Regions from separate parts of the Homo sapiens genome. Here region 2 is linked to region 1. A link is a loop called in an ENCODE intact Hi-C map of the cell type or tissue named here. Cell type or tissue: GM12878. All regions are shown on one strand. Each heading gives the region's core, and the rest is flanking DNA. Links, peaks and the distances in the headings are about the cores only.

Evidence for each region. Hi-C counts contacts between places; a loop is a spot of excess contacts. Peaks named below come from ENCODE experiments on the same cell type or tissue, not always from the same donor. Only the 100,000 strongest peaks of a DNase experiment are listed, where the experiment ranks them.
Region 2: a loop joins it to region 1, with 9 times the contacts of the local background. A loop is called at or near these places in 3 of 110 quality-filtered maps.

The regions. Positions count from the first base shown.
Region 1 is chr7:26,358,501-26,373,608 of GRCh38, reverse strand. SNX10 (sorting nexin 10) reads right to left here. Exons shown (of 7, transcript NM_013322.3): 3 at 12,548-12,634; 4 at 8,974-9,074; 5 at 8,464-8,562; 6 at 1,576-1,788; 7 at 1-1,118. The coding sequence ends at 1,037. SNX10-AS1 (SNX10 antisense RNA 1) reads left to right here. Exons shown (of 2, transcript NR_136272.1): 2 at 1,041-1,590. Among named protein-coding and RNA genes, the nearest start is that of LINC02981, 33 kb to the left of the region's middle. In GM12878, for the core only: a CTCF peak has its summit at 8,314 (motif pointing right); a DNase peak (open chromatin) is centred at 8,358; H3K27ac peaks cover 291 bases.
Region 2 is chr7:26,143,601-26,158,708 of GRCh38, reverse strand. NFE2L3 (NFE2 like bZIP transcription factor 3) reads right to left here and starts at 6,511. Exons shown (of 4, transcript NM_004289.7): 1 at 5,641-6,511. The coding sequence starts at 6,210. RefSeq lists enhancers at 5,423-5,612, 4,963-5,756, 5,757-6,551, 9,560-10,232, 10,233-10,905 and 3 more and silencers at 5,733-5,802, 5,813-6,062, 6,173-6,242, 6,253-6,322, 6,343-6,722 and 1 more. In GM12878, for the core only: a CTCF peak has its summit at 6,562; a DNase peak (open chromatin) is centred at 6,596; H3K4me3 peaks cover 4,059 bases; H3K27ac peaks cover 3,868 bases.

The DNA of each region.
Region 1 (15,108 bases), core at 4,699-12,698:
TTGGGACACTAAAAAAAAAGACATTTTATGAAAATTATACCAATCTTCAAGTAGATGCTTTAAAAGGGGCTTTTTAAAAATGAATAATTATTTCTGAAATTAGCAAGTCGACATCCTTTTCTAAATTATGGGAATATTTATTGGTAAAATTAAATTTATTAATCTTTATAAAATCCTTCCTCTGATTTAAGTAATAAGTAACCACCACTGATACTGAAAGTTATCTAGTGATAAGAAATTGCACATTTAGTCAAAAAATAAATCATTAACCTGATTATACAATGATAATGAAAACAAATTATTTGTCTCCAGAAACCATTTGTTGAAGCTGATTTTGGATAATGAAAATGTATTTCTGAATCTATATATTACAGTTATAAGTAATATTACTAGCACTATCTATGTTTTTTCTAAGATGTAAACATTATTTTAATATGTCTCTATTCATAAGATACATTTCCATCTAAGCGTGAAACAGAATACTGGAAAGGTTAAATACTCTTAAAATATTTCAGTCTAACACCCAAAAGCATAGTGTTTTGCCAGTGCAGGGGAGGTATCCACAAAATATCAGGCACATATCTGAGAGAGGCAGTCTGGTCTACACTGTTACTCTTCATAGGGTTTAACAACATATACACCGTGTTTATGGTAACACTGCCCCACTGATACAAGAAGGAATGCTCTATCTTGATTTTAAATGCTACTTAGTTACCTATCTTTTTAAATTCAATAAAACCAACTCGGTTTTTTAAAACATGTAAGTCATTTCATTGGAGGGCAAGATCTTGTTTACCAATAATGTCTGCCTGTAAAGGATAGTATTGTATTCACAGGATTTTTAGCTTTACACAGAAGCTTACCTAAAATAAGACAACATAAAAATACCACTAATAAACAACCCAACATCTTTAAGAATTTAAATACCTAACATCATGACAGTGAGCTTTAGGTAAGAATGTATTATTATGAAGCTTTCTTCTCTATGACTGGACATAATTTGCTATTCCTAAGATAGTAACATTAGAATTATTTTTCAGGATTCCTGCGGAGCTGTATTTACTTTACATCCATGTGAACTGCTGTCATCACTACTGTGTCCAAGCCCAGAGGATGAACTGGAAAAGAAGAGAGGGGGAAAATAATAAAAAGAGGAAATTGGTTTTCACAACACACTCAAAGCCTGAGTAACAGAGGAGAACTTTAATTATCTCCAGTCACAAAGAGAGACAGGAAATTTGGACTTTTAATTAGCCATTTGGAGTGCAGTTGGGTATTTTTTTAGCTAGATAATTTAAACGCGAATAATTCAAGTCTGACTAAATGAAAGTCACATAATCAGAATGCAAATAATTGAATTTCTACTGCATTCATTAATTCAGTGTGGAGGTGTGTGTGAAGACTACTATGATGAGCTGTCACAGCTCAATAAAATCTCAGTCAATTAATTTTTTCATTATCTTAGTATTATATCAACAAAAAAGTGAAGTGTGTATATATATCTATACACGTGCATATGTGCATACTATGTATTATATAAATACATATACATTAAATCAAAATGCAAGGAAATACCTTTCTGAATCATAATCTATATCATTTTCTTTTTTTCCTTCTTCATCTTCTTCAGGGAAACGTCTATTCATTAAGGCAAACTTGTGAATTGCTTCTTCCACAGAGTACTTAGTCTGCCCAGAAACACACGCCTCAATGTCTTCTGAATTCAGATGGCTCTGTAAGAAGAGGTGAAGGCTGCTATCTGAAAGCAAAAGTGCATTCTGTAGGACTCTATATTAAAAAAAAAAGGAAAAATAATTGGTGAACAGGATGGTCAGTGATAGGGTAGAAGAAAGAAAAACATTAGAAAAGTACCACTGAAGGTAATTTCTCTACTGTGGTAAACTTTGTATCAATTATGGGCTCTGCCCATTAAGGGGAGGAAAGCATATGTTAACTTTTATTCAATTATTTGGAAATTTAGGTGGGTAAAAACATGAAGCTAATAGTTAAGAACATCTGTTAAAAGAATAACTTCAAGGACATTTCTTCAATTTACCCATCTCTTATTACCATGTGGATTAATTATGGAAATATTTTGCTTATATAGTCATAGAAAGTTATTCTACTTTAAAAAATTTACTGCCAACAGCATGTCAATTCAGTGATCTTTATGGGATAGGCTGTCATGAAACATCAAAACTTTCAACTACTATTAAAAATTATATGAAGAAAATACAATTCTCAGCATATTTTACATTTTAAAACTTTACAGTTATATACTTAAGGGCATGTTTACGACAGCTCATGAGAGAGATGGCTTTTTTTAATACTTAAGGTTAACTGTAAATTTCTCCAAAATCTTTAGGAGCACTGAATCTCTGTGTTGTCAAAATGAGCAACCAAATAAAATTGATCCCAGCCAACTTTACCATATATATAATTAAAATATGATAATTTTGTGATGAATACATACTGCTCTTCCCACATTTAAGATCAAAGTTTACAAAGACAGAACAGATTTCAACCAGGGCATCAGAACTACATGGAAGATTAAAAACTATCCTGTAGCAAAATCTACAGATGCTCAAATTCATATTAGTGAATGTGTTTTCTCTGAAATGCACATCTTAGAATATGAAATCAAATCAAAGTATACCTTTATATTTAAATAAAAACTGGTTTATCTTTTAGCAAAGATGTTGACATATGATCATTTAGTCTCTACTGATAGTTCAATAATTATGTAAGAGGAGACACTAAGACCAGATACAGGGGACAAAACTAACACACTAAAACCCAAGTAGAATTTTGTCCAACATAAGATTTTTCCGATATAACGATCTGTGAAAAATAGATCATGTATTTCAGACCAAATGAACCTTACCTTATATTCTGCTTGTTTAAACAAGTAATAAGGAAAGTAAATCTCTTTTGGCCATTAATATCAATTTAGTGAAAATCCAAGGTCATTATAATACCAAATCCTTTTCTACAAAATAAAACAATTATTTCTTAACAAAGGCAAAAATGCCTAAAAATGCACAGTATTAAAACCAAAATCTAGCTGTCCCCTTTGCTTCAGCAGGTTTACAGTTTGAGAAAATATTCTTTACTGGTCTATTAGAAGGAAAAGTAAAACCTTTGTGCTTTTTAAAAGGCAAAACCTCAAGCAAAGCAGCTAAATCCTTCTTTTTCCCTCTGTGTCCTCCGCCCTGGGTCCTCCCAAAAGATGACCATGTCACATGATAATGATTAATTTACCAAGTACAAGTAGCTAAGTAGTAAATCCCTCTTACTACTCTTTGAGATTTATTTTCTACATTTACAAATATTCACCATTCTTGTTTTTAAATACTTCAGATTAAGAGAAGAGTTATAGAGCAACAATCCATTAATACGAACTTGGATCGTGAAGTCTGTGAAGTCTGAGCAGAGTGTTTCCTGTGGCCTCTGTCAGCGGTTTCCTGCCTGCCATAAGTACAAGGAACTGTTCATGGGATTGTACTCGTGGCTTTGTTTCTGTTGGAAATGTGTTTTATTTTCTTTATAAAATAATGGGTAATCTTTAAAATTGATTTTAGATGGTTTGAGGCATTACACCACAACAGTAATGAGCACTAATGCCAATGATATTGGACACAAATTCATTTTAGCTTTATTTCATGTCTGAAGCAATTCTACTGAGCCTTGAACTGCTCACGTGTTGTTATTAACTTGCTAGTAACTTAACACATGGGTACAGCAAACAAAAGTGATCAGAGTCCAGGTTGATCGGGACCTCAAGGCTACTGTCCTTTTTCTTGAGCTATAATTCAATTTCCAATTTTACTGTACATTAGACTCATTATTTCCCAGCGTTTTCTTTTTCTGCTCAATACTGCCATCTGGAGGACACACAGATGAAAAGAGAAGGAGCCAGGCTCACCCAGCTCACAATTCCAAAGAGCCAGAAAGATGTGGCTGGGGAGGGGACATCTGAACACTCCCCCAGGCCTAGAGTTCAAACCAGTGAGTCGGCTAGGTACAGTTTTGGTTTTTGGAATCTCCTCTGTTTCTCTGGCTAAATTCATGCCACCATACTCCATGAGTTTTAAATAAGCAAAAATAATTTTTAAATGTATTTATATGCTTATTTTAGTCAGATAGTTCATTCTGAAATTTAAAATGAAAATTTTTGAGAGTGTTTTCCCATCTGGTTAGGTGAGCATAATTAATTTATTTTGAGTACTATTTGGCTTACTATCAGAGAGGGCTGTGACTGCCACCATCATAATATTAAATACTATTTTTTCCTTAGTCATGTTTGTGCCATATTTTCCACAAACAAATCTAATAGCCCAAAATCAATTTCAAACCTAATATAAAGAGTACTTTGTAAAACAGTCAATAAAATGTCATTTGTAGAAACCTCCATTTAAAAAGTATATGATTTTCAAACCTTTATAAAAGGAATAAAAAATAGCCTCTAGGATTTTAAAAGAATTTCTAGAAAGATATTTATAGTGCAAATCAGAAGTTATTCCTTTCCCCATAACAGTTTTAGACTAAACAAAGCAAAATCTGTTTTTTTTCCCTAAACTGGACACAGTTGAAAAGCACAGTTTTCCTCAACATGATTTTATTAGATGTATTATATGCTGGTTTAGCTGAGAATATATAGCTATGCAAAATCATTTCATCCTAACTAAGGATGTCCTGGGTCTGCTGAACCCAATACAATGATATATATACATAACTGCATAGTACATGGAAGGTTAGCAGTTTGATGTAGAAAAAAAAAATTAACTCAGCCTGTTTAGCTCTTACTATAAGAAAAAATAAAACCTACAAATCTTCATTGAAGACATTCATGATCTATGCTGTGGTGCCCTCTATTGAACACAAAGACATAAAAATCGTGTGTGTGTAAAACTAGCTGTCATGGTTCAACACTAGCCTTTTGTAAAAAATCTTTAATATTCCTTAATATTTGAAGAAATACAAAACCATGATACTAAAGTCTAAACTGTAGGGTAAATGTAGTTGTATTAATGGGATGAATTCAGTAAAGAAGGGAAGCGGCTCCCAGTCATGAACAAATCTATTCAAACCTAAATTGAAAATCCCATTCAAACCTAAAAATTAGTAGGAATTCCATTTTTCATAGTTAGAGACTTACTGAGTTTATATTTTTTAGCCTATAACTTTCTTTTCATAACTATTAGAAGGGACTTTAAGTTTATAATTACTCAGGGGCAAGAATACAAAAGGGAGATTATAGTTAAGACTGAAGAAAAATGAATATATTTGAAAAATCTCACAATCATACCAAATTTAGCCAGCATTTAAGAGTACTGCTAATTTTAAATTTGCCAGGTTCTGGGATTCATATAGTATGTCCATCTTTCCTATAATTTCTTTATCTATAAAACTGAGATAATACCCAACTCCTAAGATTTTTAGTACTGAGACTAAAACATGTAAAATGCCAAACACGTAGAAAGTGTTCGATAAATGGTAGAAATTATTCTTATTTGGCACCTAGTCAAAGAAACAATTTTCCAATTCCTCTACAAAGATCAGTACTTTCTTATTACATATGTATCATTTCACAAATGACCTTAAAGAAAAATAGGTATATATACACATATACAAAGACATTGTGGTTTCAAAAGGTTTGAACATATTTAGTGCTTCTGGTTCATAACTTCAAAACTCACATGAAAACCAGGCTTTAAAAATGCATGCGAAAAACCTACAATACAAGCATGTTTCCATGTTTTAATGCTGTGGTTCCTAAAATTCCTCTACAAACAAGGTACAGGCTATTGATGGCTGGCCCTACTTAACAGGTAACCAGTGGGGGCTCAGAGGATGTCAAACTGGGGCCAAGACACAGTGCCAAGGTACACATCACATCCAGTTCCCTAGAGTGGACCCTGGTTGGGTGAGGGGAGGGGGCACCAGGGGCAAAGACATGGAGGGTACTACCTTACACAACCCGGGCAAGCACAGATCTGAGGGACACAGAAGGGAGGCTGGGGAGGGTCAGCAGGGGCCGCAGAGCTCAGTTCAGGCCTGAAGCCAGCCCTGTGGTATTTGACTCCTCACTTCCTTCAGGTTTAGGCTGTGTGGAAGCACCAGCTTTCATTTTTAAAGTGAAATATTAACTTGTAGACAAATGTTCACATACCACAGGGGAACAAATGATATCACAAGAGAACCCCCTGCCAATTCCATGATTTGACAATCCAATCGGATGACAATCCAGATTCAGTGTTAATGAATCTAGCCGTAGCCCTGGATGTGTACACAGTGCTCCCCCTAGAAGGAAGTGTCAGGACAAGGACTTGTTCATTCTGTGCAGTCCTATGTCCGTGGCACGCAGCCTGGCCCAAAGCATTCACTTAATAAACATCTATTGAATGAAGGATCGCTGCATGGTTTTTAGAGTTTTTTTCAAGTCCTTTTCATCTGTAGGACACAACCACCCAGTGAGGTTGGCTATGTGTGGGTACTATTATCCCACTCTATAGCAAACAAAGGCTTAAAAGGAATGAAGTGACTGTTCCAAGGCTCACATGCAGCTAGAAAAAAAACCAGGAACCATGATTATGGGAGACCTAGAACCCGGCTCCTTGAGTTCCTGAACCAGGACACTTTCTACTATGACATCTGCATCAAACACAACCAGCAAACAGTCAAACCATGCACTATGCAAAAATAACCTGGCACAAGCATAACCCCACTATGGCTGAATGACACTCACAGGGTCATTCATTTGGGTAGATCAACTGTGGATAGAAAGGTTGTGTTCAAAACAACGAAGTAATTCCTGGTCAAAAACACATACCCTGCACTTAACCAGCAATATAATTCAGAGGTACGTGCTGCCTTCTGACCTGAAATAAGACTTCCCTACAGAAGACAAGATGCCACAGCTCCCCGAGGACAACATGTCCTACACTAGAGTGACAGGCAATTCTGTAGAATTGTGTGGCAGGGACCACATCTCAAGGGAGAGGCCATCAGCCACCTGGGCCTCATAGAGACAACAATTAAAATCAGAGGCCTCCTCTAGGGGAAAGGGCAGGAAAAACTTGGCCAGGTCTCTGTCCTGCCATGCCTGTGATACCCCCCAAAAATACAATGAAATGTTTTCGGAGGACTTGGCTCTGCTAATCAGTTCTTCTGGTCTCTTGCCATGTTTATTCCTCTGGCTTCTCTTCATTGGCCCACTCTCCCTCAATTTATAATCTTGGATCTTTCTGTATGCCTCTAGGACACCTTCAAAGAAAAGGCACTAAGTCAATCTAATAGAAATAAATATTAATATTAATGTGCATACTTAATATCCAAACCCTTTATGAGAGAGCCAAATGGGGAGGAGGCAGTATATTTATTTCAGGCTAGCTCTAAGGTCCTATTTAGTGAACCCCAAAGGAGATGACTTCAGATCCTGAAACTACTAGAAAAAGAAACAGTTCAGGAGACTGGGTCCTGTCAGTAACTAGTAGTCATATGACTCAGCCTATTTCCTTATCTACAAAATTGGAAATTAGGAAAGCAAAAGCTGTCTCATGTCTAAGTGCATTAAGATAATAACAGCCAACATGAAGATAGCACACACTGCATGCCAGACACTGTCATGAGTGCTTTACAGTCACTAACTTGTCTAATCTTCTCAACAACCCTATGAGGTAGGTACTATGATTACCCCATTTTATAGATGGGAAGACACAGGCAGAGGAGGTAAATGATCTGCCCAAGCCCCCAGCTAGTAAGTGGCAGAGCGAGGATCTGAACTCAGGTAGCCTGGCCTCGGAGTCTAGGTGTAAATCAGCGTGCTATATGGCCTCTAGCATTCTGGGTATTCCAGCATTCCAGAGAGTGGATTGGGGGAGGGAAATCACTGGTAGTGTGAACTCAGGCAGCTTTAACGGCAATACCCACCATCACAGAGTAATCCAGAGTTAATAACTCACTGAGACTGTTCACACGCCACCAAATACTCCTTTATAAACATTCCCTTCAAAGATCAGCGTTAAACTATTAGAGGAACCCAGAAGGATATTAGCAGCCCGTTACTGAGCTGATTTTGGTCTGTAAATTCTAAGCATTGTAAAGAAAGACAGTTTTTAAGAAGTGCCTTTTGATGATTAGGCATATTTGTTTCCTGGCAAATTTTTACTTTTGTCAGCTAAACGCCCAGGTAATTTAGATCTGCTTGACAGCTTAAAGGACCAGATATTTAATTCAATTTGTTCATTGTTTTCTTTCTAGAAGACTTGGTCCCAAATATGTACGAGATGATGTGAGCCACAAGATGGTGCTCTAATATAGGAAATGGGCCACTGGGTTTTGCTCTAGTGCAGATTATTTGCATTTCAGAAACAGGAACACTCTTCCCCACACCACCATGCAGCTCTTGTAAAGCACTTGCTCACACCCCTTGTCTGGCCACAAAAGTTTCTGGACACTCACTTTCTGAGGAAATCTTCCAGACCCTGGCGACGCTGATCCACGTGCTGGCGATTGTTCATGTTGAAAAACAGGTTTTTAGATGGAAGTTCTGGCAGTTGTCTTAGGAGAAAGAAAAAACAATGTTTTTAAATGATTAACTCAAGGTGCTTCTGTTACAGAAATCCCTCAAAGTGAAGGCAAATTATGTATGATGATTATTATCACACAGTTATTCTATAATTATGATTATACATTATATAGTTATATAATAAGGGTATCAGGAAGTCAGCTTAAAGAAAAACCCATCTTTAAACATTTCTGAGGCCTTTCATGGCCTATACCCATCAAAGTTGGTGAAATTTAAGTGATAAATTTTAAATTCAGATGCAGTAGCTAAGAAACTAAAGCTACATATTGTAATCAAGGCAAAAGCCTATAAAAATCCTTCATATCTTATATATCTTAATGAACGTCAATTTTAAATACTGAATATAATGACAAAGTCTCCACAGTATACTCTAAATCACTTACACCAGCAACGCATTACTTTGGAGTCTCTGCCTCAGCCACACGAATTCTCTATATCTTCTTCGTACACAGGATGTTTTCATTGTAAAACACATGCTATTAGTCTGTACAGAGAAAGTAGAAAAATGAGTCTTACCTGAGGAAAAAAATGCATTTCTTGTATCTATAATTCACAATATGATCTCAACATTCACTCTAAATAGGATTTAAACCACCAAACATATATTTATATTTATGCCAGTACTCTGAAATCTTGCACATAACCCAGGAACATAACAGCCCTGAAGACAGCCAGGATGATGGAAATAAGCAGTGTTGCCCCAGGGTGAGGTATGACCTGGCCACTCCCTGCATCCTGAAGGAGCCTCCTACTCACCTATGAGCACTGCTTTCAAGAATAAATCATAAAAAATAAATCCTAACATATAAATGACAGGTAGGAGCTCAGGTTCATCCGTTGCATTTTACCACCATCCACGTAAGCTGGAGGAAACTTTGGGGCTTAGAGACACCTCCTCATGACCCTTTATGAGACATTGCAGAAATCTTCATCTCCTTGACATGGCCACCCTGCAGATCATACAAATCACCAGAAATCCTAGAGAACAGCATTCCCTTCTCTACTGTATGTGAGAGGGAGCGTGTCCGTCCGAGCCAGAGAATGACCGTGGTACGTGGGGATAAACATCTGGCATAGAGGACAGGCCGACCGGAATTCCAGTCCTGGTTCTGCTACAGGGCAAGTCACTCAAACTTCAGTTTCCTCAGTACTAAAATGGGATGAACTAGTATATATCTAATTCACAGGGTGGTTGTGAGGATTGATAATAAGCACTTGACCAATGTTATCTATTAATAATACTGTTAGTTACTAAGTGTTGGTTTCCTTCCAGCTATCCTAAGGCAGACTTGGAAAAAGCCACCGATGGTGTCCCCATGCTAAGCTCAGCCACAATGCTTCTCCTTTGGGTAAACATAAGACGAGAGTAAATATTCTCCTTTGCGTAAACATAAGACGAGAGTAAATATTCTCCTTTGAGTAAACATAAGACGAGAGTAAATATTCTCCTTTGAGTAAAACAAGCGACTACCAAAATATTTGTTTCTCCTGATTTTTGAAAATATGAGTATCTCTAGTCTCTGTATTTCAAAATCCGATTTTCTAATCTAAATGAGAAACAATTCTTTACCCCCAAGATCAGTACTATTTCAAAAATTATTATTCTATCACTTAATATGCCCAGCGATTGTTTTCCTTGGGAAATCTAAGTAATTATGTGCATTAGCTCTCAAACTGTTCTCATGAAATATATGACATGGTTCCTGGTATGCTTATGCTTTGTAAAGTTCAGAAAACTTCAGAATGTAGACAGGTTAAAAGGCTTATCCCCAAGGTAGCCACTGGTCTAAATCCCATTATCTTTAACGATATGGCAGCAAAACCCGCTGGAAGGAGTTTGTGGCAAATAACATCCTGTGGGTGGACTTATAACACACCAGGGCCTCACTCTACTGTGCTCCTTGGGGACTAGGTTTGCAGACCATGTTATACCAGAACTAGTCCCCTAACAAGGCTTGAGCAGGTTATCTTCCCGGTACCCTCTCCCTAAAGAATCCCAGACCACCACAGGGATTCCTGACATCTCACACACAGGCTGGGTCCATTTAAATTCCCTTTAATTTCTCTGCTCACAACCACCATGGTTGTCAATAACTAAAAATCCACCTGGTACCTACACCAGACTAAGGTCGATCCATAAGTCCTTCATTTGCAGGGCAGGTTCAGGGGAGTATTTATGATGGCTACCCAGCTCTAGGGTCTACTAATTTAAAATTCCAAGTAAATGTTAAGATCCCAGAGTTGTGTGACATCATCTCCCTTGAGGTTAATTTAAACAAGTTAAAGACCAGCTTCTCTACCTCCAAAGCTCTATGGGTTAACAACTAAGAGAAGCCAACCAGAACTCCCTAGCTCTGCCATCCACTTTTAATTGTATGACAGGTGGAAGTCTCTTCAAGATTAGAGGATACTGAGATCACTAACTGATTAAGTTCCTCTAATAAATCTATTTGCTTGTTTTTGCTGTCCACCAAGCCAAGGCTTATCCATTGTCAATTTATTAGCATTTCAGAAAAGTGCCAGGACACCATCAAATAGTATTTGTGGAACCCATCATTTCTGGCTCCAGATGGAGATTTCTGAATTTACATCAGGCTATTTATAGAGCAGAGCAGAATCTATACTTTCATTAATTCCTGGGAATAATTAAATTTCATGCCTATCATGAAGTGTGTGATAAGGACGCACAATTTTTTTACAGAAAGTTAGAAGGCAACTAAAACTATTTCATTTTACTTCAAATGCTTATTCTTATATAGTCATAATTTTCCACACAGAATGCAACTCTAGTGTGAGCTTATAAGTAAAACCAAAACAGAATCAAAATACATGGCATATCCTGGAATGGCTTTACAACACAATCAAAAAAGCAGTTCTGAGTTTTTCTTTTATTTTCAAAGTTGGGGAAACTTCAAAGAAAAAAGAGAAGAAAGGAGAATTTAAAAAAAGAAAAGTTCTACAGCTGGTGTTTGGGTGTCCAATATACCAAGTTAGCTATTTACAATGGGAAGATTAAATAATGGCTAAATTTTACTTCACTTGTGCTATGAAGTCACGGATACAATCTGGGTCAATTGCTATGCTCCCCAGTTGAACTAATTTAGTTTGCATCTGATATGCATCTGGTTTAGATGCAAAGAGTATTATCCTCAAAATCGGGGCCAATAAACTACAGCCTGAGGGCCAAATCTGGTCTGACACCTGTCTTTGCACATAAAGTTTTATTGGAATACAATTATGCTCATTCATTTATGCACTGTCTGTGGCTGCTTTTCACCTGCAACAGCAGAAATGAGTAGTCTCGACAGAAACTGTATGGCCCACAAACTGAAGATATTTACTACCTTTACAGAGAAGTTTGCTTACCCTTGTTTAAGATGGTCACAGAAGGCCACACACCACACAACATTTTCAAGAGATTGTGATACAGTAGCATCCACGCAAGGCACATCATTTCTAGTTGCTTACTCGTTACATTAATTACTCAGATTCTAGATAAATTAATCACAATAATTGCACATATCCATTTCCCACCTTCTGATTCTATATATAAAACACCACACATCTCTTTTCCAAAGAACTCTATATCCTCTCAAACTTGAAGGTTATCAGGCATTATATTATCCAGAAATATGCTATAGCAGATCATAAGAAATGCCATTAATGAGCTATAAGTACTCTTTACCCATGCATTTTAGATGCGTGCACATCTTCACATGTGAAGGCAATAAACATTAAAATGTTAATATTAACAAAGGAACAATAAGGGATTCAAATAAGTAATTTTTCAACTTTAGGAACCATCTTACTAGTTCATGTAAGATAAAAGCATTAGTTGTAATCATTCAAATTCAGTTATTTGAATGAGAAAAACTTTTACAAGTGTCAACTTTATCCCATAAAATGTATCCCATAAAAGTCCCTCAAAATTACTATTTCTACTGACTACATACTTACATGAATACATATCTCATAGTCAATGTAAGAATGCCAGAAGTCCTCCTTCTGAATCCTAGGATCTCGAACCCAGACACTTACAAATTCCTGTAATGGCATCATAAACAAAGAAATATTCTTCAGAACTGCAAGTAGGACTGGAAAGAACTGAACAAAACGACTGCACTAAAACAAAACTGAAATGAGCTTTAACCAATGTGGTACTTGTAATCCTTTAAAAAACAAGAAGTAAAGTTAATGAATCAGGCACCACGAGCAAATCTAGAACACACTTTTGCCACATAATGGAATTTTTAAAATAATGCAACACTGAGGTGGGAGCACTTCTGGATAGTTTTACTGGTTATCTGAAGACAAAGTATACTGTAAAACTGATTTTTAATTTTTAATCTTAAATAATTGGTTCAGGTTTTTTTCAAATTTAAAAAGTGATCATTTCTTACTTTCTTCATCTCTCTAAACTGAAACAATGGGCCCTTCTGGGTAAGGTGCTTCCTAGGACACAAATAAGAAAGGCACCAGGCCAAGCAGGGTGGCTCACACCTGTAATCCCAGCACTTTGGAAGGATCTCTTGAGCCCAGGAGTTTGAGACCAGCCTAGGCAACATGGTGAAACCCCATCTCTACAAAAAATACAAAATTAGCCAGGCGCAGTGTGGTGCATGCCTGTAGTCCCAGCTACTCAGGAGGCTGAGGAGGGTGGATCACTTGAGCCCAGGAGGTCAAGGCTACAGTGAGCCTTGATTGTGCCACTGCACTCCAGCCTGGGCAAAAGAGCGAGACCCTGTATCAAAAGAAGAAAAAGAAAGGACACCAAAGCTCATGGGAAAAGTAAGCAAAGAGGGTTGAAGTTGACTTTGTGCATGCATCCCAGCCACATGAGAATAAGCGATAATAACTTATTAATAGAAAGAGGAACACCTTCTTTTACATAATACTTTTCTATTTTTAAAATACATTTCCCCTACATTAAATCATTTCATCTTCATAATACCTTTGTGTTATACATAGAAGTTAGGGATATTAAAAATCATATACAGTAGATAATTTTGTTCTTTTATAAAGATAATAAGAATAGAAAACATGGGGCAAAATTTAAAACAATAGGCCGGGCGCAGTGGCTTACGCCTGTAATCCCAGCACTTTGGGAGGCCGAGGCGGGCAGATCACAAGGTCAAGAGATTGAGCCCATCCTGGCCAACATGGTGAAACACTGTCTCTACTAAAACTACAAAAATCAGCTGGGCGTGGTGGCGTGTGCCTGTAGTCCCAGCTACTTGTGAGGCAGGAGAATCGCTTTAACTCAGGAAGCGGTGGTTGCAGTGAGCCGAGATCGCATCACTGCACTCCAGCCTGGCGACAGAGCAAGTCTCCGTCTCAAAAAAAAAAAAAATTAAAACAATACTTTTTAACAGGTGCTCTTTACTAAATAGGTTTAGTTTAAAAATTTGAAAATGTACAGCAAAAAACTATCATGTTTCACATAAGTTTTTAAGTATAACTTATTTACTCAGTGATCATAAACTTGCTAACTGAGTTTGATTTTAAATATTAGAGCTTTTTGATAAGATTGGGAGTTCAATGCTGGAATTCAGGCATTTCTTATTGCTTGTTGGGGCACATCTGAGAGGCAGGCTATGAACGCTTGAGAGCAGAAGAAAAAGAGAGATCGGGGGCTTTCTGGACAAAGCACCTCCATTGAATCATGCAGATAATTAAATGAGACTCTTCATCATAGAGGATTTTTTTTAATCAAAAAAATACACCACACTCTGAAAATAACTTTTGCCCCTATCAAGTTTCACCTTCTAGGGCAACACTTTGTCCTTGCACTGGAGACTTCTGTCCCACTACTTGTCTTTAGTAGACAGGGATTATGAATTACTGTTCCAAAAAGTCTTCTTTTAAAATATTTTCATTGTGTATTTTTAAAATCATTTAGGGGATAGAATAAGAACAAGATAGGCAGGGCTCACACCTGTAATCCCAGCACTTTGGGAGGCTGAGGCGGGTGGATCACCAGAGGTCGGGTGTTCGAGACCAGCCTGGCCAACATAGTGAAACCCCATCTCTACTAAAAATACAAAAATTAGCTGGGCATGGTGTTGGGCGCCTGTAATCTCAGCTACTCAGGAGGCTGAGGCAGGAAAATTGCTGGAACCCAGGAGGCGGAGGTTGCAGCAAGATCACGCCACTAAATGCACTCCAGCCCGGGCCAACAACAGCAAGACTTGGTCAAAAAAAAAAAAAAAAAAACACAAGATAACACTATAGTGATGCTCTTTGGCCATTATTTCTTTTCTTTTTTCTGTTTTTTGAGATAGGGTCTCACTCTGTCACCCAGACTGGAGTGCAGTGGTACGATCTCAGCTCACTGCAGCCTCAAACTCCAGGGCTAAAATGATCCTCCTACCTTAGCCAACCCCGCCCCCAGTAGCTGGACTACAGGCGGGTGCCACCATGCCCAGCTAATTTTTTAATTTTTTTAGAGATGGGGTCTTGCTATGTTGCCCAGGCTGATTCTGAACTCCTAGGCTCAAGCAACACCCCTGCCTCAGCCT
Region 2 (15,108 bases), core at 3,136-11,135, 210 kb after region 1:
AGAAGTAGGGGTCATGGAAAGAAGGAGAATGATACAAGAGACTTGGCAAAGATGATTTCTCTGTAACCTACTAATGGAGGGGAAATACTGACTGGAAAAAGATGGTTTGAGCCAAGCTTCCTCAGGGTTGCACATCAAGCCAGCAAAACCCCAGATTTTCTCAGGAGCACACACCAAGTCCTATGCAAATGATCCTCCATATAGACCAGCTGCTTTCAGAAACAGCTCAGTTAGCTTTTAATCATAAGCAAGCTGAACACCCCAAGAATTGATGGAAGGAAGATGGTGATTGTTATAGATTGAACTGTGTCCCCAAAATTCATGTTGAACTCCTAACCCCCATACTTTGGAAACTGGGTCCATTGCAGATGTAACTAGGTAAGTTAAGATAGGAAGGAAGGTAGACCCTTATCCAATGATGTCCTTATAAAAAGGGAAATCTGGCCAGCCTGGGTAACATGGCAAAACCCTCGTCTCTACAAAAATTAAAAAATTAGCTGGGCGTGGTGGCAGGCGCCTGTAATCTCAGCTACTTGGGAGGCTGAGGCAGGAGAATCGCTCGATCCTGGGAGGCAGAGGTTGCAGTGAGCCGAGATTGCGCCATTGAATTCCAGCCTGGGAGACAGAGCAAGATTCCATCTCAAAAATAAAAAACAAAACAAAACAAAAAAACCCCAACAACAAAAAAGGGAAATTTGGATACAGACATGCACATAGGGAGAATGCCATGTGAAGATGAAGGCAGAGCTCAGGTGATGGAGAAGAAACCAAGGAATGCCAAAGATTGCCAGCAAACCACCAAAAGGCAGGAGAGAGCTGTAGAACACTTTCTCCCTCACAGCCCGCAGAAGGGCCAATCTGCTGACACCTTGATCTTGGACTTCTTGCCTCCAGAACTGTTAGAGAATAAATTTCTGTTTAAGCCACCCAGTCTGTGGTATTTGTTATGGCAGCCCTAGCAAATTCATACAGTAACTTATGACATCCTTTCCCATACAAAGACAATAGTGCACCTTTACAACTTCCTTTAGTAAACAAAATGAAAATCCCACTGTGAACGCTTGTCATAAACGCAATGTATGTAATTATAAGACTATTTCCGTAACATAGCTGTGAGTTAAAAACAGGCAAATGTCTGAAATTTCATCTCTTGTCCAATTGCCCAGGAGTTAGGGACTATTTTTTATTCTGAAATGAAAAACAATTTTTACTTTAACAATCAAGGACCTTCTTTCTCTTTCCTTTACTCTTAGAATTAAATATTGAGGCCAGGTGCAGTAGCTCATGCCTGTACTTGAGCCCAGGAGTTTGAGACCAGCCTGGGCAACACAGAGAGACCTTATTTCTATTAAAAAAAAAAAAAATCAGCCAGAAGCAGTGGTGCGCGTCTGTAGTCCCAGCTACTTGGGAGGCTGAGGTGGGAGAATTGTTTGAGTCCAGGAGGTTGAGGTAGCAGTGAGCTGTGATGGTACTACTATACTCCAGCCTGGGAGGCAAAGTGACCCTGTCCCAAAAAAAATTAAATATTGACTGGATCAGATTCTCTCTGTGCCCTGAAGAAACCAGCCCAACAGTTTCTTTTCTTTTTTTTTCTTTTGAGATGGAGTCTCGCTTTGTCACCCAGGCTGGAGTGCAGTAGAGCGATCTCGGCTCACTGCACCCTCCGCCTCCCAGGTTCAAGCGAGTCTCTTGCCTCAGGCTCCCGAGTAGCTGGGACTACAGGCACGTGCCACCGTGCCCGGCTAATTTTTAGTATTTTTAGTAGAGACGGGGTTTCACCGTGTTGGCTAGGATGGTCTCGATGTCTTGATCTCGTAATCCTCCTGCCTCGGCCTCCCAAAGTGTTGGGATTACAGGTGTGAGCCACCACACCCGGCCCAGCCCAACAGTTTCTTCAGGCAGTTAATCAAGAGGTCTTACCAGACCCCTCACCCAGCAGAGGGTCTCTGTACCAGGATAGGAAACCACATCAAAATGACTACAAGCCCTCTCAGTTTCAAAGTGGCAACAGCTCTCTGAAATACTGAAGCTGGCTGTAGGCAGCTGTTCCATACGTTTACACATTCAATTCTACAAAAACTGTTCATTTCTTTGTTTAACCTGTGTGTTACTTGGAAGAATGCATGCTTCATCCGTTGTGAATGACTGTGGTTATGAAGGGAAGCGTGTCAGCCCTGGGGAATTCCAGAGTCAGTTTTCAGATCATGATAAGCCCCAGTAAGAAGTGAAACCAAAACAGTACTCCTTTTGATACTTGGAAAATCCCCTACTCCAAAATATTTTTGCATATGTACATAAATTATGGAAAATTATACTATAAAACTCCTGCAACTCAAATGTAAGCCACCGGAATTATCTATTTTTTAAAATTAAAAATTATGTTCCTATGGGACAAAGCACTTCGTCTCTTTGAAGTTAACAGTAGCTAACATTTACTAACTAAGCACTTAAGTGACAGGCAAGTTCTAAGCCCTTTACATGGAATGAACTTTTTAATTCTCACATCAACCCTCTGAGGTAAGCCCCTTCTGATTCCCATTGTGCATGGGAATGCACACAGAATGAAGCACAGAAAGGATAAGCAACTTGTCCAAGGTCACAGACGTGGTAGAGCTGGGATTCAAAACCAGGCAGTCTGGGTCTAGCATACCCCACTTCTTCAATAACCAACCAAACTAGATATGCAGACAAGCCAAAAGGAATCCAGTGAGTGGGGACAGGTGAAGGAGGGTGGGTTAAGGACGGAGGGCAGAAGAGCGCAGCTACAATCCAGGCACCATGCTGCTCTTCCCATGGGCTTTTCCCACTTAATCAGCACACCTCCCCCTGGAGTACACATTCCTCTCCCACTTGACATGAGACACTGAAGCTTGGAGTGATTCAAGCAGCTTATGGGAGGGCATACTAGCAGGTGATACTCCCAAACCCAGGTCTAGCTGACCGCAAAGACCAGTGTTGTTTTTCCAGCCCATTTTCTCCCCAAAGTCATGGTTCCAAATTGCAACCTCTTCATTATGAATGGCACAATCTAGCACTGGAGAGTGATTAGCCTGGGCAGTGGAAGGCTGAGTCACCCCATCCCAGATGCACTGAGACGTCCTAGATGTCCCAAGAGCTTGAGTACCGTGTAGGTACTTAATTAATGTGCCAGTCTGAGAGTCAAGAGACTCAGGCTCTGGTCTCTCTTTTGGCACTGACATGTGGCTTTAGCCAAATCCCTAACCTAGGCTTCTAGTTTTCTTCTTCTTCTTCATTTTTTTTCTTTTTGAGACAGAGTCTCACTCTGTCACCCAGGCTGGAGTTCAGTGGCACAATCTCGGCTCACTGCAACCTCCGCCGCCCAGATTCAAGTGATTCTCGTGCCTCAGCCTCCCGAGTAGCTGGGACTACGGGCATGTGTAATCACGCCCAAGTAATTTTTGTATTTTTAGTAAAGATGGGGTTCACCATGTTGCCCAGTCTGGTCTCGAACTCCTGACCTCAAGTGATCTGCCTGCCTCAGCCTCCCAAAGTGCTGGGATAACAGGTGTGAGCCACCGCACTCAGCCCTATTTTTCTTAAGTACAAATTGTATATAAGGGTGCCTGGCCAGTGCACCACACAAGGTTGATGTAAAAGGCAACAAAAGTGAACTGGCCGTGACAACTGTAAGGAGCTGGACAGCTGATTTTTGCCAGATTGAATGTAACCAGGTCATCCCAGCAGTGAACATGGTGCACACATGCCAGCCCAGCCAGGAAGGCACTGCCAGGAGAATGGTTCTCGGGGAACTTCACTCTCTCCCCTAGGAAAGCTGGATTCAGAGCCTCCACAGTGGTTTGGCTGGCCTAGGCTCAAAAAATGCCTCCAAGGCAGGCCTGCCAGTCTAGGCCACCCATGGTGGCTCATGCCTGTAAACCCAGCACTTTGGGAGGCTGAGATGGGATGGGTACTTGAGCCAAGGAGTTCGAGACCAGCCTAGGCAACATAGCGAGACCTGTCTCTACAAAAAATCAGCCAGTATGGTGGTGCACGCCAGTTCTCCTAGCTACCTGGGAGACTGAAGTGGAAGGATTGCTGGAGCCGGGGAGGTTGAGGCTGCAGTGAGTCGTCATTGCACCTTTGCACTCCAGCCTGGGCAACAGAGCAAGACCCTGTCTTTAAAACAAAACAAACAAAAAAACAGCCAAGGGAAGGCCACTTTGTCTCCCAGGTGATGCCGGGAGGGAAGTTTCCGAGGACTGAACAGCTTCCTCTCTTCTCCCTCCAGGTCCCTGTGCACTTTGCACACAGGTTGGCATTCGGGTGTGGGTGGCAGAGTGCCATCTGGTACAGCATCCAGCACTAGGTTTCAACTCTGTGTTACAGAACCAGGAATGGTGGTAGTGCACAAGTACTCACTTATTAGAGGGCAGAGCATTTAGGTGAGACAGACCCCATGGGGTCCAGATTGGATGAGTGAGTGGGGAAGAACCTCCCACAGTATATCCTGAACACAGAAGGATCCCTCCAAGACTCTCACTGGCCCCCACCCCATTGGTTCCGGTCCCCAGGAAGAGGAAGGGCTCAGATCAGCATAACAGTGAATCACCGAGCACTTCCACACAATGACCCCTCCAGGAGGGTGGAGAAGCTTGTCTGGCAACAGCCTACACAAACGGCAATTCTGAAGAGCAACAAACAAACCAGTTTAGCCCCAATTCCCATTTTGCATAAGAATGCGCCCCACAAAAACAACACCCGAAGAACATTAGTTGATCACCACTGGTTGATCGTTACCAGTTGCAAACACTAAAGTTTGAGCCAAGACAGAATTTTAAAAGTCCCCTGGAAGGAACTTTGGGTAAAGTGGTTTTGTGGAAACTGGTGTTAAAGTGTCATTAGACTGAACTCAAACGTTCCATGGGGAGCACCAGATGTTTCAAGCAACAGATCTTGGTAAACTTGGTTTCAGAAAGAAGTTAAGCCAGAGAAGGGTTTGGACCCATAAACCAAAGGGAACTTGTTAGTCACTAAGTGACTGCCAAGGTACCTGTTTTCGTTATGCTAATAAGAGGTTACACAAATTCCAGGAAGGAGGATTGCTAGGTGCAGGGGATGGTTAGGTCACAGGGGGACCGCCTGCCGGCTGGCCTCTGAATAGACCCTGACCATGGCTCCTTAATCCAGGGAAGCAGCAAAAACGAACAGCAATTGGGCTGAAAACAGGGCGAAGGTCCTTGCGTTAGGCCGGGAGAGTCGTTCTTAAAAACATGCATCCTCCCAGAGGTCACGGCCTCCTTCACATCGTCCAGGTCGGGCACGGGTCCCAGAGAACGACACCCCAGTGTACATGAGGTACTGAGCGAAGACAGTGGGCATTGCTTCTCCCCTCCCCATCCCCGAACTACTCTTGCCAGCCATCACACACAAGGAAAGGTATTCTCTATAACCAAACGGATGATTTCGTCCACTTCTTCCTTAAACACCTAAAAACCACAGCGACAGCACTAGTAGCCCTTCATTCGGAATCAGAGCAGCAGCATCTGCGAACCTGCAAAGACCAGGGGCTAAGGGTGCCAGGACACAGCGAGAGTGGCCCCTGCTCAGATCCGACACAAGCCTCGGGGGCTCCCGGCGGCGTAGACGCCGCACTTCGCTCGCTTCCCGCTCTGCACCTACCTCGCTCGCACATCCGCCAGCGTCCGGCACCTGAGCCGTCGGTTCCGCGGGTGCCTTCTCCTCTTCCCCGGCGTCCAAGGGGCCACTCCGAGCCGCTCGGGGGTCCCCGCCGCCCCCCTGCACAGCCTGGCTGCCGCCGTCCACGCTGGCGCCGGCTCCTCCGGTGGACGAGGCGGCGGCGGCGCCGAGCAGCCCGTGGGCCTCGTCCGCGCTCCCGGCAGCCACGCTGTGCACCAGCCATGCATCCACGCTGGTGCGAGGGACGAAGGGGACCCCGAGCGCGCGCACCTCCCGGAGCAGCTGGCCCTCGGGCGGCGCGGCAGGGTCCAGCTCCCGGCCCTTGGGGTGCAAGTGGCCCGCGCGCCCCCACCCTCCCGAGGCCGAGAAGGGGCTGAGCGCGTAGGCGGAGCTGGCCGGGCCGCCCAGGAACAGCAGCTCGTCCTGCAGCAGGGTGGGCGGCGGCAGCAGCAGGTAAAGATCTAGGTCTACGCGGAGCCCCGCCAAGCTCAGCAGGAGGGTGAGGTGCAGGAGGCCGCCGCCGGCCGACCACCACCGCTTCAGGTGCTTCATCGCCGCCGCGCGCCCGGGAACGCCCCTGCCGGCGCCCGCGGGTCCCGGCGCCCCAGCCGCCGGGGTGACACGTGCGGACCCCGCGCGCCGCCCGCACCTGCCTGGAACCCAGATAAGCGAAACAATGGACCGGGGCGCGTGGCGGCCGTCGCGGGTTCCCAGCACCGGGCACAAAGGCGTTCCCTCGGCAGCCGGCACCGTGCCTGGCACCGCCGGGGATCGGGAGAAGCGAAGAAGGAGCCACCTGAGCGCCGAGCCCGTTCGCCCAGCCGCCCGCAGCCCGGCGCGGTGGCCAAGCTCCGCCCCCGGCCGCGGGCGCAGCCGACAGGAACACGCCCCCTGCCGCCCGGGGCCCGCGCCCGTGGGAGGGGCCGCACGGGGCGGGGCTCCCCGAGCTCAAAGCCTCTTTATGTCCGGGGAACGCAAGGCTTTCTGGGAGCAGAAGTTGTTCTGGGCACCAAGTGGCCCCTTGCCACCCTGTGGCCGTGAGCTGGGCCATCCTTGCTGAAAGCCAAGGGCGGGAGTTGGGGTGGAGGGCTAGGTGGTGGGTAGCTGGGTGGGAAGGGACAGGATGTGTAGACTGGGCGGAGAGTGACTGGGCAGCTACGAGGGGCCTGGCAGCTTGCAACGGGCTTCCACCCCAACGTGAGGACACTTGGCGGGCAGAGTGGGCAAGAGTAACCTCTCTGTCTCAGTTCCGCTATCTGTAAAATGGGGATCATAGAGCCTGTCAAACAGGGATGTGTTGAGGTCAGATGAAATATTTCGTGTAAAGTTCGGAGTTTCACATATAAATTCCACCGTTGCCATTGGGATCAGTCATCCCACCACTCCGCACACCCCAGTCCCAGCCTCACAGACCCCTCTCTCTTCTCTGGGCGTGCTCTGCATAGTGCTAGACCTCCTCTCGGTATCCTTTGCTCCTTATCCGTTGTTTCCTTGAGGGTTGACAGCACCAGCTCTACAGTTACCCTGAGTGAGTTCAAGTCCCCCCTCCACTTGAGGGGCGACCTTGGACAAATCTCTCCTTTTCTCTGTGCCTCAGTTTTCTCACTGTAAAATGAGACTAATAATAGCACCTCCCCAGCAGACCTTTTGTGAGCCCCAAATGAGATAATGCATGTAAACCACCGACCACAGCACTGCATGGGTAGGAAGTGCTCCCTGCTACCCATTGTTTGTGTTACTCACCCTCAAGGCTTAGCTCCAAAGCTACATCCTCTGAATTTTCACCAGTTGGCATTAATCTCTCCCCCATCTGTTGCACCGTGATTTCTCCGTTTGCCAACATTGTAACAGTTGGCCCATTCAACTCTGTGTTGTAGATGAGAATCGGTCTGATTTGCCCATTGTAAATTCTTGAGGACAAGGAACCTGTTTGGTTCACCTTTGTCCATGCACAGTACCCAGCACTGGGCCTTGCAAGGGTAGGTTTTACTAACCTTAGCTCCCTTCCTTGGAAGAAAAGGGGACAGGAGGGGATGCCCAACTGAGAATGGGCAGTTGTGTAAAAAGTTGAGCAAGACTTGTTTTAAAAGGCCCCTCCCTCCACCTGGCTTTCTCATCTCTCTCCTGGGCTAGTGTAGTAAGAAGAGAAAAGAATGGGGACCAGGGGAGCAGAAACAGGGGAGCAGAGGAAAGTTGCTTCCTCTGTGTTAAGCCTTGGAAGATGGGTTGGGGTGGCAAAGAGGATGAAGAAAGGTGATTGCCAGGTTATCAAGACCCCGTTCACAGCATTTAGTCTTTGAACAGCGGATTTAGAGTCTCAGCTTAGTAAATGCTGCCTTCAGCTTTTTACTGAGAACCTACTAACTGCCTGAGGCTGTGCTGGAGGCATGAAGGATATGAAACGGAGTTCTTTCCTTCCGTAAGCTTATGGTTTTACTAGGGAGATGAGATAAAAATTTGTGAGACACTAAGAAACAAGAGAAATAATGTACTCAATTGCCAAAATACTTAGATGTAAATTACTTCAAGGTTTATATAGGGAGCTCTAAAACTATTGAGAGTAGAGGCGGTGCCTTCTTCAAGGCGGTGCCCTCCAGAATCTTACACACAGTTGATGCTCAAAAAAAATATTAGTTGAATTGAGGAGGTTACACTTGAGATGTATTTTGAGAAATCTGAATAGACTGGGAACAGGAAGCACATACAAACTTCTAACATTTGTTGGGAAGTGGGCTAACCCCTCACCATTTTACAATGTGAATTGGTAATCATAGTGTTAAATATCTTTCAGACTATACACTTCAAAAGCATGGCTTAACTCTGGCTCTTGACTGGTGGGAAGAACAAGGGTACCTAAAAGACCTTGCAGGAAAGTGTTAACCAGGAGACAATCCTACATACCCTTGACTTTACTCACAATAAAAAGTCCCACTTTTAGGAGCATGGGGAGAATGGAATGAAATTAGAAGGAAAAACTTCTCTTTAGGTTTATTTCTAGAATCCTCCATCTAGGAATAGCCAAGTGAAAAGTCCAAACCATTGTCTTGTAAAAGCCTTGAAAAGTCATCTGCATTCATAAAATCCTGAAATCAGTGCTACTCAAAGGTTGACCTGAAACTGATGCTCATGTGTAAACTATTTGCTTCTGATCCAAATGAGATAAGTAATAGAATTGAGAATTTAAAGAAAAAAAAATTTTTTTTTGTAGAGATGGAGTCTTGCTGTGTTGCCCAGGCCTGTCTTGAACTCCTGGGCTCAAGCGATCCTCCTGCCTCAGCCTCCCTAACTGCTGCAATTACAGGTGTGAGCCACCATGCCTGGCCTAAAGAAATTTTTATAGCAATTTGACATCATTACAACATCAACAGATGAGCTGAGGTTTTGGGTTTTTTAAATGCCTTTGTAATTTCATTTTTCTAGAAATGAATTTCTATTTTATTTGACAAAAGTGCTGACTTGCAACAAATTGAAAAAATTTTTTTAAAGTTGATTCTTCAAAGGGTTAGTTTGAGAAGCACCACCTTAAATGGCATCCTGGTAGGGTAGGCAACTCCCAAGATAATGTCCAGTGATTATTCCCTTCCCTATATTCCCTAGTGTGGGCTAGACCTGGTGATGTGCTTCTAATAAACAAAATATGGCAAAAATGGTGGGCTTTCATTTCTGAGTTTAGATTACAAAAAGATGGAGTGGCTTTTATCTTGCTTACCCTCTCTCCCACTTTCTCCCTCTTGGAGCCCTCACTCTGGGGGAAGGAAGCTACCATGGTTGTTGTTTTTTTTTTGTTTTTTCTTTTTTTTTTTTGAGATGAGGTTTTGCTCTTGTTGCCCAGGCTGGAGTGCAATGGCGCGATCTTGGCTCACTGCAGCCTCTGCCTCCCAGGTTCAAGCAATTCTCCTGCCTCAGCCTCCTGAGTAGATGGGATTACAGGCGCCCACCAACACGCCCAGCCCAGCTGTTTTGTATTTTTTTTAATTTTATTATTATTTTTTTAAATTGATCATTCTTGGGTGTTTCTCGCAGAGGGGGATTTGGCAGGGTCATAAGACAATAGTGGAGGGAAGGTCAGCAGATAAACAAGTGAACAAAGGTCTCTGGTTTTCCTAGGCAGAGGACGCTGCGGCCTTCCGCAGTGTTTGTGTCCCTGGGTACTTGAGATTAGGGAGTGGTGATGACTCTTAACGAGCATGCTGCCTTCAAGCATCTGTTTAACAAAGCACATCTTGCACCGCCCTTAATCCATTTAACCCTGAGTTGACACAGCACATGTTTCAGAGAGCACAGGGTTGGGGGTAAGGTCACAGATCAACAGGATCCCAAGGCAGAAGAATTTTTCTTAGTACAGAACAAAATGAAAAGTCTCCCACGTCTACTTCTTTCAACACAGACACAGCAACCATCCGATTTCTCAATCTTTTCCCCACCTTTCCCCCTTTTCTATTCCGCAAAACCGCCATTGTCATCATGGCCCGTTCTCAATGAGCTGTTGGGTACACCTCCCAGACGGGGTGGTGGCCGGGCAGAGGGGCTGCTCACTTCTCAGAAGGGGCGGCCGGGCAGAGGCACCCCCCCCTCGTCCCGGACGGGGCGGCTGGCGGGGCGGAGGCGCCCCTCACCTCCCTCCCGGACGGGGCGGCTGGCCGGGCGGGGGCTGACCCCCCAGCTCCCTCCCGGAGGGGGCGGCTGGCCGGGCGGGGGCTGACCCCCCAGCTCCCTCCCGGAGGGGGCGGCTGGCCGGGCGGGGGCTGACCCCCCAGCTCCCTCCCGGAGGGGGCGGCTGGCCGGGCGGGGGCTGACCCCCCCACCTCCCTCCCGGACGGGGCGGCTGCCGGGTGGAGGGGCTCCTCACTTCTCAGACGGGGCGGCTGCCGGGCGGAGGGGCTCCTCACTTCCCAGACGGGGCGGCCGGGCAGAGACGCTCCTCACCTCCCAGACGGGGCGGGGCGGCGGGGCAGAGGCGCTCCCCACACCTCAGACAATGGGCGGCCGGGCAGACACTCCTCACTTCCTAGACGGGATGGCGGCCGGGAAGAGGCGCTCCTCACTTTCCAGACTGGGCAGCCAGGCAGAGGGGCTCCTCACATCCCAGATGATGGGTGGCCAGGCAGAGACGCTCCTCACTTCCCAGAAGGGGTGGCGGCTGGGCAGAGGCTGCAATCTTGGCACTTTGGGAGGCCAAGGCAGACGGCTGGGAGGTGGAGGTTGTAGCGAGCCGAGGTCACGCCACTGCACTCCAGCCTGGGCACCGTTGAGCACTGAGTGAACGAGACTCCGTCTGCAATCCTGGCACCTCGGGAGGCCGAGGCTGGTGGATCACTCGCGTTTAGGAGCTGGAGACCAGCCCGGCCAACACAGTGAAACCCCGTCTCCACCAAAAAAATACGAAAACCAGTCAGGTGTGGCAGTGCGCGCCTGCAATCGCAGGCACTCGACAGGCTGAGGCGGGAGAATCAGGCAGGGAGGTTGCAGTGAGCCGAGATGGCAGCAGTACAGTCCAGCTTCTGCTCAGCATCAGAGGGAGACCGTGGAAAGAGAGGGAGAGGGAGACTGTGGGGAGAGGGAGAGGGAGAGGGAGAGGCAGAGGCAGAGGCAGAGGCCAAGCTCTCCCTGGCCAAGCTGGTCTCGAACTCTTGACCTCAGGTGATCCACCCACCTTGGCCTCCCAAAGTCCTGGGATTGCAGGCATGAGCCACCATGCCCAGCAGGGAAGTTACCATGTTTTAAGGAGTCCTATGTAGAGGCTCATGTGGCAAGGCCAATATCCAGTGAGAGAGAAGCTGAGGCCTGCCAGCAGCCACTTGAGTAGGCTTAGAAGCTGATCCTTCTCCAGTTGAGGCTTGAAGTGACTAAGTTGGCTTCTAGCCCATGCCAACTCTTTGATTGCAGCTTTGTGAAAGGCCCTGAGCAAGAGGACTACACTGCACATGGATTCCTGACCCAGAAATAAACTTAAGATAATAAATGTTGTTTGAAGTCACTACATTTTTGAGTAATTTGCTACATAGTCATAGATAACTTGTATACCTTGTGTAAGAGGTGGACCTCGCCGGGCACAGTGGCTCACGCCTGTAATCCTAGCACTTTGGGAGGCTGAGGCGGGTGGATTGCCTGAGCTCAGGAGTTCGAGACTAGCCTGGGCAACACGGTGAAACCCTGTTTCTACTAAAATACAAAAAATTAGCTGGGTGTGGTGGCATGTGCCTGTAGTCCCAGCTACTCTGGAGGCTGAGGCAGGAGAATTGCTTGAACCCGGGAGGTAGAGGTTGCAGTAAGCCAAGATTGCACCACTGCACTCCAGCCTGGGTGACAGAGCGAGACTCTGTCTGCAAAAAAAAAAAAGAGGTGGACCTCCAGTCTTGAGTCCAGGAGTTCAAGACCAGCCTGGGCAACATAGTGAGATCCTGTTTCTATTTAAAAAAGAAAAAGAGGTAGACATCAGTCAAGTAGAAGGAAAAGCTGAAAATGTAACTGCAGTTGTGCCATACAGTTAATGATATAGTCAATGAATAATTTATAACTAGGAAGTAACTTTACAGTAGTACATTCTAGTCCCTAGATATATTTAAAGGGCTTAACCCTTTAAACGTGAAATTATAACTTGCCATGAAAGATAGTAACCACTAAAACATGGCCACCCCTACCTGGTATGAGATGAACAAAACATGGCAATTTCTTGTAGACCTCTAAATAGAAAAATCTTTTTTCCTCCTTTCTATACTCTCACACAACACTTCTGACAACCAATGTGTGGGTTTTCGATACCAAGCAATTCTTTGATTCCAGTTATCTGGGGTCATCAACATGGTGTCCTCCAACTCAATTCAATTCTGACACTATCTGCCTGGGGTTAGCATGAGACCTCACTTCAGATGCCAATCTCATCTGTGCCTTCTGAACTTCTGACTGATGGGCTATACACTGGGGGTTCCCACAACCCCCTTCTCAGGTTCAATAATTTGCTAGAATGGCTCACAACACTTGGAAACATTTACTCATGTTTACAGGTTTGTTATAAAAGATACAATAAATGGAAGAGACACATAGGGCAAGGTATGGGGAAGGGGCACGGAGCTTCCATAACTTCTCCAGGTGCACCACCCTCCCAGCATCTCTATGAGTGCGTCAACCCAGATGGTCTCCAAACCCTGTCCTTTTATTTATCTGTTTATTTATTTTTTATGAAGTCTTCATTGTGTAGGCATGATTTTTTTTTTTTTTTAAACAGAGTCTTGCTCTATTGCCCAGGCTGGAGTGCAGTGGCGCAATCTTGGCTCACTATAACCTCCACCTCCTGGGTTCAAGTGATTCTCTCGTGCCTCAGCCTCCCCTAGTAGCTGGAACTACAGGCATGTACCACCATGCCAGGCTAATTTTTTTTTTTTTTTTTTTTTGTATTTTTAGTAGAGATAGGGTTCCGCCACATTGGCAAGGCTGGTCTCGAACTCCTGGCCTCAAGTGATTTGCTTGTCTTGGCCTCCAGAAGTGCTGGGATTAGAGGCATGAGCCACCACACACCAGTCTTGCAGGCATGACTGATTAATTCATTAGTCTTTGGGGACTGAACTCAATCTCTAGCCCCTTTCCTCTCCCACTCTTATCACATTGTAAGTTTTAAGGGTTTTAGGCGCTCTGGCCGGGAGCCAGAGACAAAGACCAAAGACCTATGTATATATGGTGGGTTTGGAGTTTTTTTTTTTTTTTTCTTTTCTTTTCTTTCTTTTTTTTTTTTTTTTTTTTTTTTTTTTCTGAGACAGAGTCTCTCTCTGTCACTCAGGCTGGAGTGCAGTGGTGCAGTCTTGACTCACTGCACCCCCTGCTTCCCAGGCTGAAGAGACCCTCCCAAAGAGATCCTCCCACCTCAGTCTCCTGAGTAGCTGGGACCACATGAGGCTAATTTTTGTAGTTTTTGTAGAGATGGGGTCTCTCTGTGTTGCCAAGATTGGTCTTGAACTCGTAGACTCAAGTGATCCACCCACCTCAGCCTCCCAAAGTGCAGGGATTATGGGCTTGAGCCATGGCACCCAGCCAAAGATATATTTCTCATTATATCACAAGATCACAGCATCTATCCAAATCAGCAAGAAAGAAAACAGGTCAAAACCTTGACATCCTTCTTTTAGAAAGTGTCTGTTAATATTAGCCACAGGAAATTTAAATTTGTGGTAGAAATTCCATGATTAAGCAAAATAGCCTGTTAAAGTCCAAGACATAAATTAAGATATACATTGTATCATCTAGGAGGGAGAATTAAGTATAGCTAATTTTAAAACAGGCGTAGTCACTAGAATTAAAATTCTTGGGACATTTTGCCAAAGGCTTTCGCAAGAGAATAGCTTTATGAATGAACTGATTTGCTGTGTAATACCGATCTTGGTGATGAAGAATCAACTGATACTTAATGCAGAGGATGAGTTTATGCTTTTTTCTGGTTAGTTTATAATCTTCCGAAAGTTTGACTTTAAAGTTGCTTTGGACATTATGATGACGATGATCACTAAGTGCTTGCACATAGTATTCACAATAGTAGCTACGACGTACTGAACCCTGCTCTGCGCTGGCCCCTTTTTGTGCATTTATTCCTTACAGCACCTTTGTGAAGTAGGGTAGCCAGGGATAAAAACCAAATATCATAACAAAAGATGCTTTTATTTATTTATTTATTTATTTATTTATTTATTTATTTATTTATTTTAAGACAGAGTTTTGCTCTGTCGCCCAGGCTGGAGTGCACTGGCACGATCTCAGCTCACTGCAACCTCTGCCTCCTGGGTTCAAGCGATTCTTCTGCGTCAGCCTCCTGAGTAGCTGAGACTACAGGCGCCTGCCACCATGCCTGGCTAATTTTTGTATTTTTAGTAGAGACAGGGTTTCACCATATTGACCAGGCTGGTCTCAAACTCCTGACCTCATGATCCACCCACCTCAGCCTCCCAAAGTGCTGGGATTACAGGCATGAACCACCGCGCCTGGCCGCTTTTATCACTCTTATCACTTAGGAAGTTACAAGGGTTTTAGGAGCTCTGGCCAGAGTTCCTAAAATTATCTCCATTTCATATAGTCTAGATGAGGACACTGAGGCTCAGGGACACGCCACCCTCTGCCTAAGGAAATGCCCTCAATAAACGGCAGAGTCAGAATTGAAATTCACAATCTGTCAACTTTCTGCTGCCGTCCGCCACTCCTCTGCACTGTTTTGCTTGTTTGTTCATGACTCAGCCTCCTCCTTTTGCAAGAGGGAATGCCCTTCTTCAACCAAGCATTCTTTCCACAGCTTTGGAAAGTGTAAAATCTGCCAAAATCTCTTCTCTGCAAAGTGTCAGAAGAAATGAAGTATTGGATTTTGCCCCTTCATACGATGCCTTTCTTGATCTTTTACACAAAAACAACTAACTGTATTTAAAGCACTTTATCTTGTTGCTTGGCTCTTTGGTGATTCCTGCATGCTTTTGA